3 separate regions of the Mus musculus genome follow, and all the other regions are linked to region 1. A link is a contact called in ENCODE Hi-C or POLR2A ChIA-PET data. All regions are on one chromosome and are shown on one strand. The core of a region is the stretch at or near the end of the contact, and the rest is flanking DNA. Distances in the headings are between cores, read along the strand shown. Region 1 holds the start of Dpy19l4 (dpy-19-like 4 (C. elegans)). Region 2 holds the start of Ccne2 (cyclin E2). Region 3 holds the start of Trp53inp1 (transformation related protein 53 inducible nuclear protein 1).

Evidence for each region. Hi-C counts contacts between places; a loop is a spot of excess contacts on that map. ChIA-PET counts read pairs that join two places held with the same protein, here RNA polymerase II (POLR2A).
Region 2: a map of heart shows a loop between it and region 1 (3-fold over the local background). The contact joins the promoter of Ccne2 here to the promoter of Dpy19l4 in region 1. A Hi-C loop is called at or near these places in 1 of 37 maps with a recorded cell type or tissue (heart). POLR2A ChIA-PET finds 5 or more read pairs at or near these places in 2 of 5 experiments (Patski and embryonic stem cell).
Region 3: a loop to region 1 is called in a map of heart, with 3 times the contacts of the local background. The contact joins the promoter of Trp53inp1 here to the promoter of Dpy19l4 in region 1. A Hi-C loop is called at or near these places in 1 of 37 maps with a recorded cell type or tissue (heart). POLR2A ChIA-PET finds 5 or more read pairs at or near these places in 1 of 5 experiments (embryonic stem cell).

The regions. Positions count from the first base shown.
Region 1 is chr4:11,319,761-11,324,445 of GRCm38, reverse strand. Dpy19l4 (dpy-19-like 4 (C. elegans)) reads left to right here and starts at 2,309. Exons shown (of 19, transcript NM_001081201.2): 1 at 2,309-2,446. The coding sequence starts at 2,431.
Region 2 is chr4:11,190,292-11,194,699 of GRCm38, reverse strand. It overlaps Ccne2 (cyclin E2), which reads right to left and starts at 2,991. Exons shown (of 12, transcript NM_001282943.1): 1 at 2,885-2,991; 2 at 1,983-2,019; 3 at 1,789-1,885; 4 at 1,654-1,707; 5 at 623-774. The coding sequence starts at 1,996. It overlaps A630034I12Rik (a long non-coding RNA gene), which reads left to right and starts at 3,470. Exons shown (of 3, transcript XR_001784240.1): 1 at 3,470-3,555.
Region 3 is chr4:11,154,156-11,158,250 of GRCm38, reverse strand. It overlaps Trp53inp1 (transformation related protein 53 inducible nuclear protein 1), which reads right to left and starts at 1,810. Exons shown (of 4, transcript NM_021897.4): 1 at 1,704-1,810.

The DNA.
Region 1 (4,685 bases), core at 1,060-3,559:
AGCACGTGTTAATCTCAAAGATGGAAAGAGAAGGACCACAGACTCAATTCATCATGGCCAAATTAATTAAGGCAAGCAAATAATTATTTCTTTTTTATGTGCATTGTTAATTTGACTTCATGTTTGTCTGGGAGAGGAGTTGGATCCCTGGAACTAGGGTTACAGACAGTTGTAAGCTGCCATGTGGTTGCTGGGAGTTGAACACGGGTCCTCTGGAAGAGCAGCCAGTGCTCTTAACTGCTGAGCCATCTCTCCAGCCCTTGCAAGCAAATAGTTAAAGGAAGATTTTTAAATTCATGTACACAGACCTCTTACCAAGATGTGGCTCAAGAGTTTAGCATTGAATATGAGGAAGACAAAGCTTTTTATAGTTCAGAAGTAGGGGTTTTTCAAATGGGGGATTTAGCAAGCAAAATAGGTGGGGTTACAGGAGCAGAACATCATAGCAAGCTTTTCCTAAGGGCATCCTGAAACAAAGACATGGTTGCAAGGTGAGCATAAAACTGGTAGTTATAACAAGGTAGCCATGACAACCCTTATGAAACGGAAGTAGGGTTGCAAGATGGTTAAAAAAAAAATTGAAACAAAGACATAATTATCATTCCTGGAACAGGCAGTACAAAACCATTTGTAGTTAAGGTCACAGGTTTTATGTGGAGCATAGCCTGATCCTTGAAAAACAAGTTTAATCATAAAGAGGAATGAACCTAATTTGTCATTACTGTGAGACGGCTTTTAAGCCAAAGAGGCTGATTCTTCCAAACCCACCAGAGGTCTCCTAAATGTCTAGTTTTCCCATTTCAGTTAGGCTGGGCCTTTCTGGGTTCTGTCACAGCTTCTAGTCTCAGCTAGACATCCTGTCTCAACTAGATATCCTGTCTCAGCTAGACATCCTGTGCTGGGCCTCTCCAAACCCTAGACATGAACCTAGTGTTGTGGAACATCCTTGTGGTTCCTTGGCTGTGTTGTGCAACCTAAGTGTTGAAACCCTGCCAATGGGAGCTCAAGCGCTGGGCCTCTAATTTTCTCAGCCTCCAGTATCACCAGGGTATACTCTGAGTCCAAGGCAAGGCAGAAAAAGAACTGGTGGCTCTGGCTGAACTCCCAATTAACCAGAAACAAGTGCTCTAACCCCCCCCCCCCCGTCCCTCCTGAATGTAGGATTGGACCCCCAATATCACTAGATCAGGATCCCACAGAATCAGAACAGATCCAGAAACCAGGCATTATAGGAAAAAAAATTAGGAGTTTCTGTGAATTACTATAGGAGGCCTACATAAGAAAGGAAGGAAAGAAGGAAGGAAGGAAAGAAGGAAGGAAGGAAAGAAGGAAGGAAGAAAGAAAAAGAAAGAAAGAAAGAAAGAAAGAAAGAAAGAGAAAGAAAGACAGACAGACAGCTATCCTTTTTTTGAAGTGGCTGTTCACTCATGCTTTTGGGCCAACTGAAGGCGTGCCACAGTGTTCTCAGTATGAGTCATGCACTGCACAACAAAATTAAACTGCATTCTATTGTTATGAAATAATCTCTATACATTCCTCATAGCAGACTATAAAGTACTATTGTGCTTTCTTCCAGAATATTGACATGAGCAAACATTTTGTTCAAGGCAGTTTTCGTGATTGACACGTTGCTCTCTCTTGTGTTTCCTTTTTTATATGATAATAACTTAATTTGCTTATGTAGCTGAGGTTGGCCTTGATAATGAACCTCCTTCCTCTACTTGTCACGGTCTGGGATTACAATAGGGAATAACCTGGTACAAACTTTTTTGTAGCCGCCAAGTGTCTACTAAACCAAACTGTGTATCACTCTTGCCATTGCAGCAGTAGGGAACCTGAGGCAAGTTGAGAGCAGCCTTGGCCATATAGAGAGATCCAGTCTCAAAAACAAACAAGCAAACAAACAAACATCTACTAATCCAAAGGACCTGCCTAGAACGTCTTGCCTGGCTTTGAAATCATCGTAACAAGTCCAGGACTCGTTGCTCTGCAGTTGAAACTCCGTTTTCTGTTTGAAAAATCGGCCGGACATAGGGACTGGATCTGGCCTACAGTCTATGACTTTCTGAGACGGATCCCAGCGTCACGAAAAGCTTGCTCTGGCTCCTGCTTTCCTGTGAGGCTCAGCAAGGAGCGAGGGCGGCGGCGGGGACTCGCTCCTCCCAGGAGCATTGCCATCCCGTGGCCATCGTGGGCATGGCTGAGGCGCTCTAGCGAAACGCTCCGGCCGGGCCCCGCTCCCTGCACTCTGGTTCCCGGAGCGCCTTGGAGGGACCCAGTTGGCGGAGACACCAGAGGGGGGCGGGTCAGGAAGTGGGGGCGCGGCAGCCGGGAGCTGGCCGGGGCGGCCGCGGGGTTTGGATACTCGGAGGTTTGGGAGACTCCGGGCTGCTCGGGAGCCGTAGGGCCACTCGGGTCTCCGCGGAGACGATGGCAAAGGAAGAAGGTGAAGGCTCCGGCGTGTAGCGCGCCAACTGCCGCGGCGGGCTCGGGAGAGGGGCCGGGCCTGACTGCTGGCTGCGGGCCGCGGGGAGCAGGGCGGGCGGGGGCGCGCGCCCCCGAGTTTGCAGTGGAACCGGGCGCGAGCCGAGAAAATGGCCCAAAGTTTCGTCTCCCGAAATAGGACGCAGAAGTGGAACTTAAAGTCAGGAGTCTCGGAAAGGAAGCTGTTGTTGGGTGGCGGGGCTGCGGGTCCGGAGTTGCTCCGCAGTGGAAAGCAGGACGAGCTTGGGTGGGTTCTGGTCCAGGCTGGAAGCTTTGGGTGCAGAATGGGAGGGATCGCACCCCTCGCGGGAAACTGAGGCTGGGATCTGGGATGGACGCGCAGAACCTGACGGAGTTCACTTGTGCTCTAATGGATAACAAATGCCAAAGGGCAGGGGCATGTAAGTGGTTTTAGGGGAGGAGGAGGTCAGTTTTAGGGTTAAAACTAATGGACTGGAGAGAGCTCTGCACGCTCCTCAGGGTCAGTGCCAAGGGAATTTATTGTTTAGCCAGCAATATTTATCCATAGAGGATTTGGACAGTGAGCAAAAGATAGGAAGCGGCAAAAAACTTAGCAGTGTACGATACATAGTGTAAAAAAGTATTGGTGGCATAGTAACTTCATGGGATGTGTATGCACGATTGAGCTCTTGGACTTCATTCGCTCGGATGAACAGTTACATGTTTCATTCTGCTGGAAAGCAGTTTTTATCTTACTGAGTGGAGTTGTGAATGCGACCGTTAGTTATCTGGTTTAGATTTAAGCCGTTGAACCAAGGAGACAAGAAGGGAGTTTGAAGAATTCAATGGAAAGCCATTTTTCAAAAGACTATTAGAAGTACATGCTGACTGGGACTAGATGTCCTGTCCCTGAGGTCATGATTCAGCCATTCCTCCTCTTCCTGCAGCTCTTCGTGTTAAATTTCATGCACATTTAAGATACTACCTAAAACCAGCCTCAAAACAGGTTGCTGGTAAGGAAGAATGTAATTCCTCTTTTTTCTTTAGCTATAGCTATATCTGTGTTTGCAATGTGTTATCATTTGACAAAGATTTTTTTTAAACTTTATTTTTGTGATTAGTTACAAATCTGTGTGGGTAGGTTGATAAACCAGTTTGTCTTTGTGAGCACATTAATACTTAACACAGGAGAAAAATCGCACAGTGCCACTAAAACTTGATATTGTAAATATGCAGAAATTGCATTTAAGATGGAATTATTATACTTAATAACTATGATGTGGACCTTTTTAAAAGGCTATATCATTTTGTAAAAGTAGTTGACTATAAACTGTTAAATGATTTTTGGTTATAGAATTACAGGTAATCTAAAAACATGTGTTTTATTCAGGACAATTACTGGGTGGCAGTTTTATTAAAATAATGGGTCCTTTCAACAAATATTTAATTCCTTGGCTAAGTCTCTATTCTTTTGGGTGCTGGGATATAATAGTCAACAAAGTATAAATATTTATTGTAATGATGTTTGTGATGATAATATTTACAGCAAACACGTCCCGTGTCAGGAATTTCCCCGAATCCCTTCTGTTTACATATCGTGTATTTATTATGTTAAAATTAGGCCAGTCTCTATATTCTTGTTTGAATTCAGGTCAGGTACAGTTTATAGCTTTTGGCTTATTCTCAGGTCCTTCAGGAGCCTCTTTGTTGTCCAGCTGTCCCTGGAAGTAAATGTTCTTCCAGACGCCTCTCCTGTACTGTGTGTGCAATGGTGCTTGCATTGATGCTTCCTGAAACAGACACAGGCTTTGAGGAGAACAGTGTTAACATTTCTCTTGGACCCTTTCTAGTCTACATGGACATCTGGAAGCCTGTTTGTAGCTCTGTTGGCTCATGTGCCTATGATGGGACTAGAGATTGAAGTAGCAAGGTTATTCTTGTGGATATGTAGTCATCATTTAGTTTGGCTTTTTCCTTCTCTTCTCTCTCTCTCTTTCTCTCGCTCGCTTTCATTTCCTTTGGTTTTTTGAGACAGGGTTTCTCTGTGCAGCCCTGGCTGTCCTGGAAGTGAACCTGTAGACCAGGCTGTCCTCTGCTGGAATTAAAGGCATGTACCACCCAGGACTTAATAAGCTCTGTTGCCTAACTATATCATCACCATAACATTACTTTTGTCTTTCAGTTGTGAAGTTCGATGAACAATGATAGAGATGAGGTGAGAAGTTTGCACTCAATTAGCT
Region 2 (4,408 bases), core at 1,742-4,241, 130 kb after region 1:
TTATCACCCAGTAAGATAAAAATAAATATATGTGTATGTAAAAATAAGTATATGATCACAGTGATAATTAAGTTTCAACATTTGAAAATATAGCAGCATCATTTATAATGATTTTTAAGGTGGAACAAAGTATCAGGCACAGAGATAGTTTGTCTGCCTCCATTAATTTGCTTATTCAAGTCAAATGTCAATTACTATATGAATATTTTCTATAAGCTCTACTTCTTAATCATATCACAACTGATAGTAAACTTGGTAAGGAGTAAGTAGAGTTGTCAATTGAAACTACTGTTCATTTAAAAATGTTCTAATTTTAACTAGGCAAATTTAAGCTACATTTTAAAAAGTAGTTCAGTTCTGCTATGTCTAGAAACATTTACCAAGCAAGTTAAGTAAAACCCAAGTTTGGGTTTTAAGTATATCACTTGCTATCATTTGCAAATATCTCATGTAGAATGATACATGCTTACTTTCAGTAAGTGAAGCACTAAAAGACAAACAAACCCCCCCCCCAAAATCAAGTTTCCATATTTTATATTAAAGTCAAAAGAAAATACCTGGCATTGCTTTAATTCTACCACTTTTAATGTTTAGCATAAAGTTACTAAAAAATTTTCTTTACCTTAAATCTGGCAGAGGTGAGGGATTAATAAAAAGATTTTTAAATCTGTAATTTGTAAATCTAGAGAAGTCACTTGTTCCTATTTCTTTATGGGGTGTTTCAATGATAATGCAAGGGCTGATTCCTCCAGACAGTACAGGTGGCCAACAATTCTGTCATTTCAAAACAGAAAGAGAAAAACTTGTTAGTGCATTAAGAAACCTTGGCTTTTGTTCTACAATTTCAAATGATAGCCAATTTGATGTTCGTATTTTATTTTTGTTTTGTGTTTTGTTTTTTTCGAGACAGGGTTTCTCTGTGTATCCCTGGCTGTCCTGGAACTCACTCTGTAGACCAGGCTGGCCTCTGCCTCCCAAGTGCTGGGATTAAAGGCATGCGCCACCACGCCCAGCCCTGTATTTTATTTTTAAAGCCATATAATTCATATTAGTCTTCTTAAGTTAGATAACGAAGCCTGGTAATACAAGGTAATACAATACTTAATGTACTGAAATAATAACATGCATTTTAATGTAAAGTGAAATAATTTTAAGACTAGTTCTCTGAATCTAGAAATTCTAGCAAGGATACTTTTTTAAAAAATAGCTCTTTTTAACGTGTTTTCTAATACTTGAATGTGAAAACATCAAAAAATTTAGTCAAGTGGAATCACTTAGAGAATCTTTTTGAAAGAATTACCATCTCCAAGTAAACACATAGGAAGGGATCCCAAAGCCGGGTTGCCAAACTGACAGTGATCTCACATCCTTTTTATGCCACTCATTAGCTATTAGGGCCCTCCACTGTAGTCTGAAAATGAACAAAGAGCAGTATATAGGCAGACCTAGTATACCAGCCAGCTCCAAAAGGGAGGGATTTACCAAAGGGAACCAGCTGCTTCTAAGCCATCTACACTGCAGCTGTAGGACTCAGGCTTATATGAACCTCCTTCAAGTTCACCTCTAAAGTATCAGAATCTTCCCACTATAAGGCAATAACACATGATTCCACTCTTATTCTTCCCCAGCCCACCCTGTCCAGTTCTGCATTACCCTAATCTCATACTGATGCTTCTTGGTGATCTCCTCTTTTCTTTTTTTGACATCCTGAAGAATAGAAAAGAACATGTAAACTAAGGTTTCAGCAAGGAATATTTTTCCCTTTCTCCCTCTTTTTCCTTAAATCACCTGTGCTGTTTTTCTCTTCTTGGCCTGAATTATCTGGGTTTCTTGCGGAGAGTCTGGCTGGTTGGGCTGGGCATGTTGCTTAGCTTGTAAACGGCTACTGTGATGAATTGTAGAAAGGAAGCTTAATTAGTACGTCATATATTTCAAAAGCAGCAGCTAATTTTGAAACATGTCTCCAAGACTAACACTGTTACCTGCGTCTTGACATTCTCTTCAAGGACTATGAAACCTCTAAATAGGGGAGAAGAAAAACAAAATCAAGAACATAGTCATCCATAATCTTCAAGTTCCAAATTAAAACTGATTCAGAAGTTACCAACTAACGTTACTAGAAGGTGGCCTAAACCTTTAAAAATAAAACACTGCACTATTTTCTGAAATACACTCGCTATCTCAGTAATTTTACATTCATGCTTTCATTTCCTTAACTGTACACTGGGAACGCGAGTGCGTTCAGGAATTTGCAAAGTCCCCTAGCACCCTTAGATGATCATCTGGGCCATTCATGCACTCCCCAGGACAACCAGGGTGGGAAAGGCACGTCCTGGCCTCGGCCGCCAGGCGCCTGGACGAGCCTCCAAGAGCGGGCTGTGGAGAAGCCGGTTCCGCGCCAATTTGGAGAGCGGCTGTGGCGGGGAAGCAGGGGGTGGAGGGAACCTTCTGGTGTCACGTCCTCCAGGCTCCTTTCCCTCCTTCCCAGCCCCACCCGGCGGGCAGTGTCGCTTGCAGGGGTGACGGGACCCCAATTCCAGAAGAGCAGAAGGAAAGGGGGGGGGGAATTAAAGGAGAAAACCGTGCTTAAGAATCTCTCCGTGAAGTGATCCCACCTTAATCCTCTCGCGCGGGAGACCTTCCCCAAGTGAGGATGGACAGAGAAGCTCCCAGAGAAGCTTTGCCGTGGCCTCTCATTTGGGGACACACTCCATCCCCTGCCTCTGCTTGGCCTCCTGACAAGAATCCTGACAGGGACCAACCTCGGGAACCCCTGAATTCCAGTCTCCTACTTCTTGTCCCACCCCCGCCCCCCATTTTTCCTCTCCCATGGCTCCCGCCAGACGTGGTTCCCTTAGCTCCCGCATGCCCCTGTCCCCAATACCTCCTCACCGCCAGACCCTCCACAGCTCGGCTCAGCTGGCGCCGGCGCCAACTCAATATATAGGCCGGGCCCGGACCGCCCCGCACGCATGCGCCGCAGACTGACACCTCGGCCGGCGCCTTCCCCTCCCCCACCCGCGCCCGCCCAGCTCGCCCGCGCGCGCCGCGCCCTGCCCTCAGTGCGCGCGGACGGGCTGGCGGGCGGGCGGGCGCCGAGTGGCCGTACGGCTGCCCTCCTGGACCGTGCTCCTCCGCCCCTCTCGGCGCTTCACCTGCGCGCGCCGCGGCTGCACGGCTCAGAGGCTCCTCCCCCATGCTGGTTGCCCACCACAGGCTCCCGCACGCCTTCCAGTTCGCGCCGGGCCCCCTCACGGTGGCTCTTAGATCTCGGAGTGTCAGGCTACGGTTCGGCTCCGCGTTTTGGCAGAGGCCTTGGGAGGGCTGGGGTGGGGAACCCCAAGTCTCCTCAGAGGCACGGGGAGCGGGAGCCTAGGGCCCACCCCTCCGGGAGGAGCCGGCCAATGGCAGGAGAGGACGGCAGCACAACGTGGAGCGGCCGCAGAATGTAAACACGCCGGAGCGCGCCGCCCGCCACGTGCGGAGCCGGAGCCATCCGCCGGGCGACGAGCGGGCGGCGGCGCACAGGAAGGTGCCTCAGCGCGGCCGGACGAGGTACGTGGGAGCCTTGTCCCCGCGCGCCGCCGAGCGGCCACTCCGCTCTTGCCTACGGCTCCCTCCCAGAGCCCGCGCGGGAAATATTGGCGCCGCGCGCTGCCTTTCTCCTCAGACGCCTGTTCCGGGCGCTGACCACCTCTCGGGACTCCAGCGGGCGCCCTCCCCGTCCGCACGCACGAGCGCCGAGGCTCTGGGGACCTGGCCGGAGAGCAGGACGGTCCGCACCACGTGCGCGCCCGGGCCGCGCCGCGCCGCGCCGCGCCCCGCCCCGGCCCTGCCCGGCAGCCAGCGCGCCCTGCGGAGCCCGCGCGAACTGCCTGCGCGGGAGCGCCTCCCGCCTGCGAGCGCTGCCGGGACGTGGCGGGCCGCCCCGCGCCGCTCCTAAGCCCCGGGCTCCGACTACCTCTCGGCGCCCTGCGCACCCTCAGGCCGGGCTTGCGGGTGACACGGCACACACAGTCCCGTGGCGCGACGCCGCTTGGGGAACAAAGACCACCCCCAGGCCGCGGAAGCGCAGGAAGGGCTCCCGCAGGCCGGCGGTCCCGCGCTTAGCCATCCTGGTCCGGAGTGAGCCGGTGCGAGGGCGCCAAGGACAGCGGCCGCGCGGCCCGGCCCTTCCCGAGATGCACCTGGAGGCCTCCGGCCGCGGTGGGCCTTTTGTGCCACGCTGTGGTTAAGAGCCCAGGAAGGCCCTCGTCACACTTCCCGGGTCTTCGCATGGTCCTTCACACCGGCTAAAGCTTACTTTCCCAGCTTTACACGTAGACAGGATCAGAGGAGACCCAGTGCCTTGTCTAGGCCTAAGGAGCGTTCACCCAACCCATAATTGCTTATCAAGACTGGGGGGGGG
Region 3 (4,095 bases), core at 561-3,060, 170 kb after region 1:
AAGCACCCACAACTTTGATGAATGCAGTTTTGAAATACCAGCTGGCTAAACATACTGATGAAAAGCAACCTTAAAACGATTACTTGTGGGGCTGGAAAGCTGGCTCAGTGGTTAAGAGTGCCGACTGCTCTTCTGAAAGTCCTGAGTTCAAATCCCAGCAACCACATGGTGGCTCACAACCATCCATAATGAGATCTGATGCCCACTTCTGGTGCATCTGAAGACAGCTACAGTGTACTTGGATATAATAATAAATAAATTAAAACAAAACAAACAAACAAAAATGATTTCTTATGGGCCAGAAAGATAACTCAACATGGCAACGTGTATGGTGGCAAGCCTGATGGCTTGAGTGTGATCCCCAGAATATACATGGTGGAAGAAGAGAACCTAGCAGTTCAAAAAAACAAAGATGCTAATAAAAAGGTTTGTTCTTTTAGTCAGAAACAAGGGATGGCCTTGAACTGATTCTCCCACTGCCACCTGTTTAGTACTTGGTGGCATGGGCCACCTTTGATTCAAGTAATTTAAAAATCAATTTTGAACTACAAAAATACCAAGCCAAAAGAGTTGCCTGTGCTCCTTACACCTCTGTCTATTTAGCTAATTTACAAGGACTTACCACATCCTGTTCAGAAGTCTGAAAACAGTGAACAGAGAGCGGTTAGGTTGGTAATTCACTGCTTTGTTAACCTTAACTTTTGAAAGCAGTCGTTTCCATGAGAAATACACTAGGGAGCAGAAAGGAGTAAAAGACAAGATGAAAAACAAAAGAGACACTGGTCACAAAAATTAGTAGGCCATGGTTTCCAGCAAGGACTTTGAAAATTATAGTGGCTGAGGCTTGTACAAGCTGCCTAGTGTTTTCACACCTTACAATCACCACCAAAGATGTGATTTTTAAGATCTTGGGGGCATAGCCGGGCGTGGTGGTGCACGCCTTTAATCCCAGCACTTGGGAGGCAGAAGCAGGCAGATTTCTGAGTTCGAGGCCAGCCTGGTGTACAAAGTGAGTTCCAGGACAACCAGGGCTATACAGAGAAACCCTGTCTCGAATAAAACCAAAGGGGGGGGGGGGGGAGAAAGATCTTGGGGCATTTGTAATGATGTCGGTCCGAAGACCCAAGCTCAAAACTACTCAGCATTCTGAAAGAGCTCTTTCAGCCAGGAACTCCTTTAGTCTTTAAGGAGTTAACAGGTGGAAAGGGGTTCCCCGTTAATCTGCTCTGAACTTTTACACGGAGTAAACACACCGTGAAAGTGGAAGCAAAATGAAGGAATTGCACGTGAAATCCCTCTGCAAATAGTAAACACCGCTTCCTTTTAGTTAGCTGTGTGGCCTTAAAATTACTTTCTGTGCCTCCAAGTTTCCTCCGCTTAAATAAGCAATGTTGGGGCCTCGCAGGGCGGTCGCGACTGAAACGAAGTATTTAGAACCCACAGCAGTCTCTAGCACACCCCAAGTGCCAGCGACCAAACTGATGAGGACGGAAGCGACGGGAAGTGCTCTCCCCACAGGTGCAGGCTCGGTGATGCGCGAGGTCAGGAGGGGTCGGGCGGGTCTCCGGGTAACGGAGCAGGTTTCCCGTCACCCGCAGGTTCTCGGTGTCGCCGTGCTCGTCACGGCAGGGAGAGAGTCCGGCATGAAAGCCAGAGAGCGGGCAACCAACCGCCGCCCTCCCGCCTGTGTAGCCCGCACTTACGTGAGCCGAGCAGAGCTGCGGGTGCTGAGGTAGCTGCGGCAGGCCGGGCTCCTGCGCTGCGGTCGCTGCCCTGGCCGCCGCCGGCCCGTCCGGGTCCTTTTGTTGTTGTGCAGCTCTGGGAACAGCTGATCGGCTTCCCAGCCCCGCCCCGAGCCGCGCCAGCCGCAGGCCGACCAATCGGCTGCGCGGGGGCCTCCGGGGCCGCCCTGCGAGAGGTTGTCACTAACGCACGTGACCTGGCACTGGGCCGGCGGCGCGCCCGGGGCAGAAACAAGCCCGGGCAACAAAGCGGGAGCCGGAGAACACTCCGGGTGAGCGGGAGGAGGGGGAAGAACAGCGGCCCGGGACTGGCCGTGGTGGGAGCCGGCGGGACCGAGAGGAGAAGAGCCCGACCCCCGGAGCCGCTTCGGCTGAGTGAGGAGCCCAGAGTGTGGGTACAAGGCACTCAGCCCCCTTTTGCTGAGGGGCTGGTTAGGGATAGTAGTTGCTCCTCTGGTCAGTGTGGAGAGAAACCAATAGTCGCGATGCTGAAGGCAACCCACCGCTGGACATTGTTTTAAAAGAAGTCAGGGCCCCAAATACATGGGATGCCTGTGTCCCACTCATTCCTCACCCCTTAGACAGTAAGCCGGGGCCTAGTCTGCCTTATGAACTTGAACAGGAAGCTCTCAGGTCTTGCCCCCCAAGAGTCTGCTCTAGAAAGACAAAAGTCGGGCAGAGGAGGCCAGAACTCGGCCTAAAGGGCCTTAACTTCCGAAAAGAGGAACCCCGAGTGAAGAATTACCTCTGTTTCTTCCCAGGGGTCTGCATCTAAAGCCTTATAAGAACTGAGGAGGTTATGACCTTTTTTACAAAATGTAAACATTCACAGGACGCCTAGGTCCTCACCAGCTATTTATAGTGAGAAGAAAATGAGACACTACATTTATAAAGAGAGTCTAATCCAAAGCTCTACTGCACATACATTGGGGGATTAACTAGGAGTGACAGGAGTCATGTTGGTCCTGTCAGTTATATGGATTCTGTGGGGCTGAGATGTAATCTTCTGGCCTTGGTAGTCTCAAGAGACTCCTAGGTCTCGGATAGACCATCGAGTCACAGCCTGTTTGTCACCTAAGAAAACATCATCGGAAAACACAGATATTTACAATTCACAGTAGCAAATTATACTTATGAAATAGTAACAAAAACAGTTTTTATATTTGGGTCACCACAACATGAGAACTGTATTAAAGGGTCACAGCATTAACAAGGTTGAGAACCGCTGGGCTATACAGATGTGCGGACAAAGAAACAGGTTATAGATAAAGATGACAAATATCTGGCTTCTTCCTCGTCCTCTTGACATGAGACAAAGACCTTGTTTGTGTGCTTTTTCTCCTGTCAGCAGGGGTTCTCTTCTTGGTGATTGGTCCAGGCTAGTCCTGGACATGTTTTCCTGAAACTGTGGGCCCATCAGCTCCCTGTTGTTTAATTTACCAACCCCAAATTAGGAGAGGGGAACCCATTCCAGACCACAAAAAAACACTTAAAACACCGAGCCTTCCAGGGGAGAAATGGGTTTTGATCTCCAAGACCCTCTGCTCTCTGCAGGGAGTCAGAGAATTGGTCTGACACTCAGGTAATGATCAGTATGTGTTGATCATTTGACCATACATGCTTCAAGGGTGATCTGTGCTCAGTCTGGATTTTAGATTTTGGCAAATCAAATATTTTCTGTCAAATATTATTGCTATGTTAGGAGCCCTACCATCTGTTGTTTCCCTTTAAGAATCAATCCATCTAGAGGCCACTGTGTCCCTGGGGGTTTGGGGTGGAGGAGGGAAGGAACCCATCTAGAGGTCATCTTCCCATTTAGAACCAAAATTTATTAACAATTATAAAAGTCTAGTTTTTTTCTTAAAAAAAAAAAAAAAAACTTACCTCGTGCAGCTTAATAAGTTTGTTATTCCTAAAGGCAAAAGTGTGAAAGCAGCCGGGCAGTGGTGGTGCATGCCTTTAATCCCAGCACTTGGGAGGCAGAAGCAGGTGAATTTCTGAATTCGAGGCCAGCCTGGTCTACAGAGTGTGTTCCAGGACAGCCAGGGCTACACAGAGAAACCCTGTCTCGAAAAAACCAAGGGGGGGGGGGGCTGTGAAAGCAGTACCTTGTTATGACAGAAACAACCTGAGGTAAATGATGCTTCCAGAGACAGCCACCATAGGCCTCCATCATGAAATATAATCCTCTACCCCATACCCATGCACCCTGAATCTGGGCTAGCTCTGTTGGTGCTTTGACCACACAGTGTACCAGTAATGGACTTATACTTTTGAGCATGAAGAGAATCTGGCAGTGTCTGCTTTGTAGTCTAGTAGAAGACAACCACAAGACAGGACAGACTCAGTCATG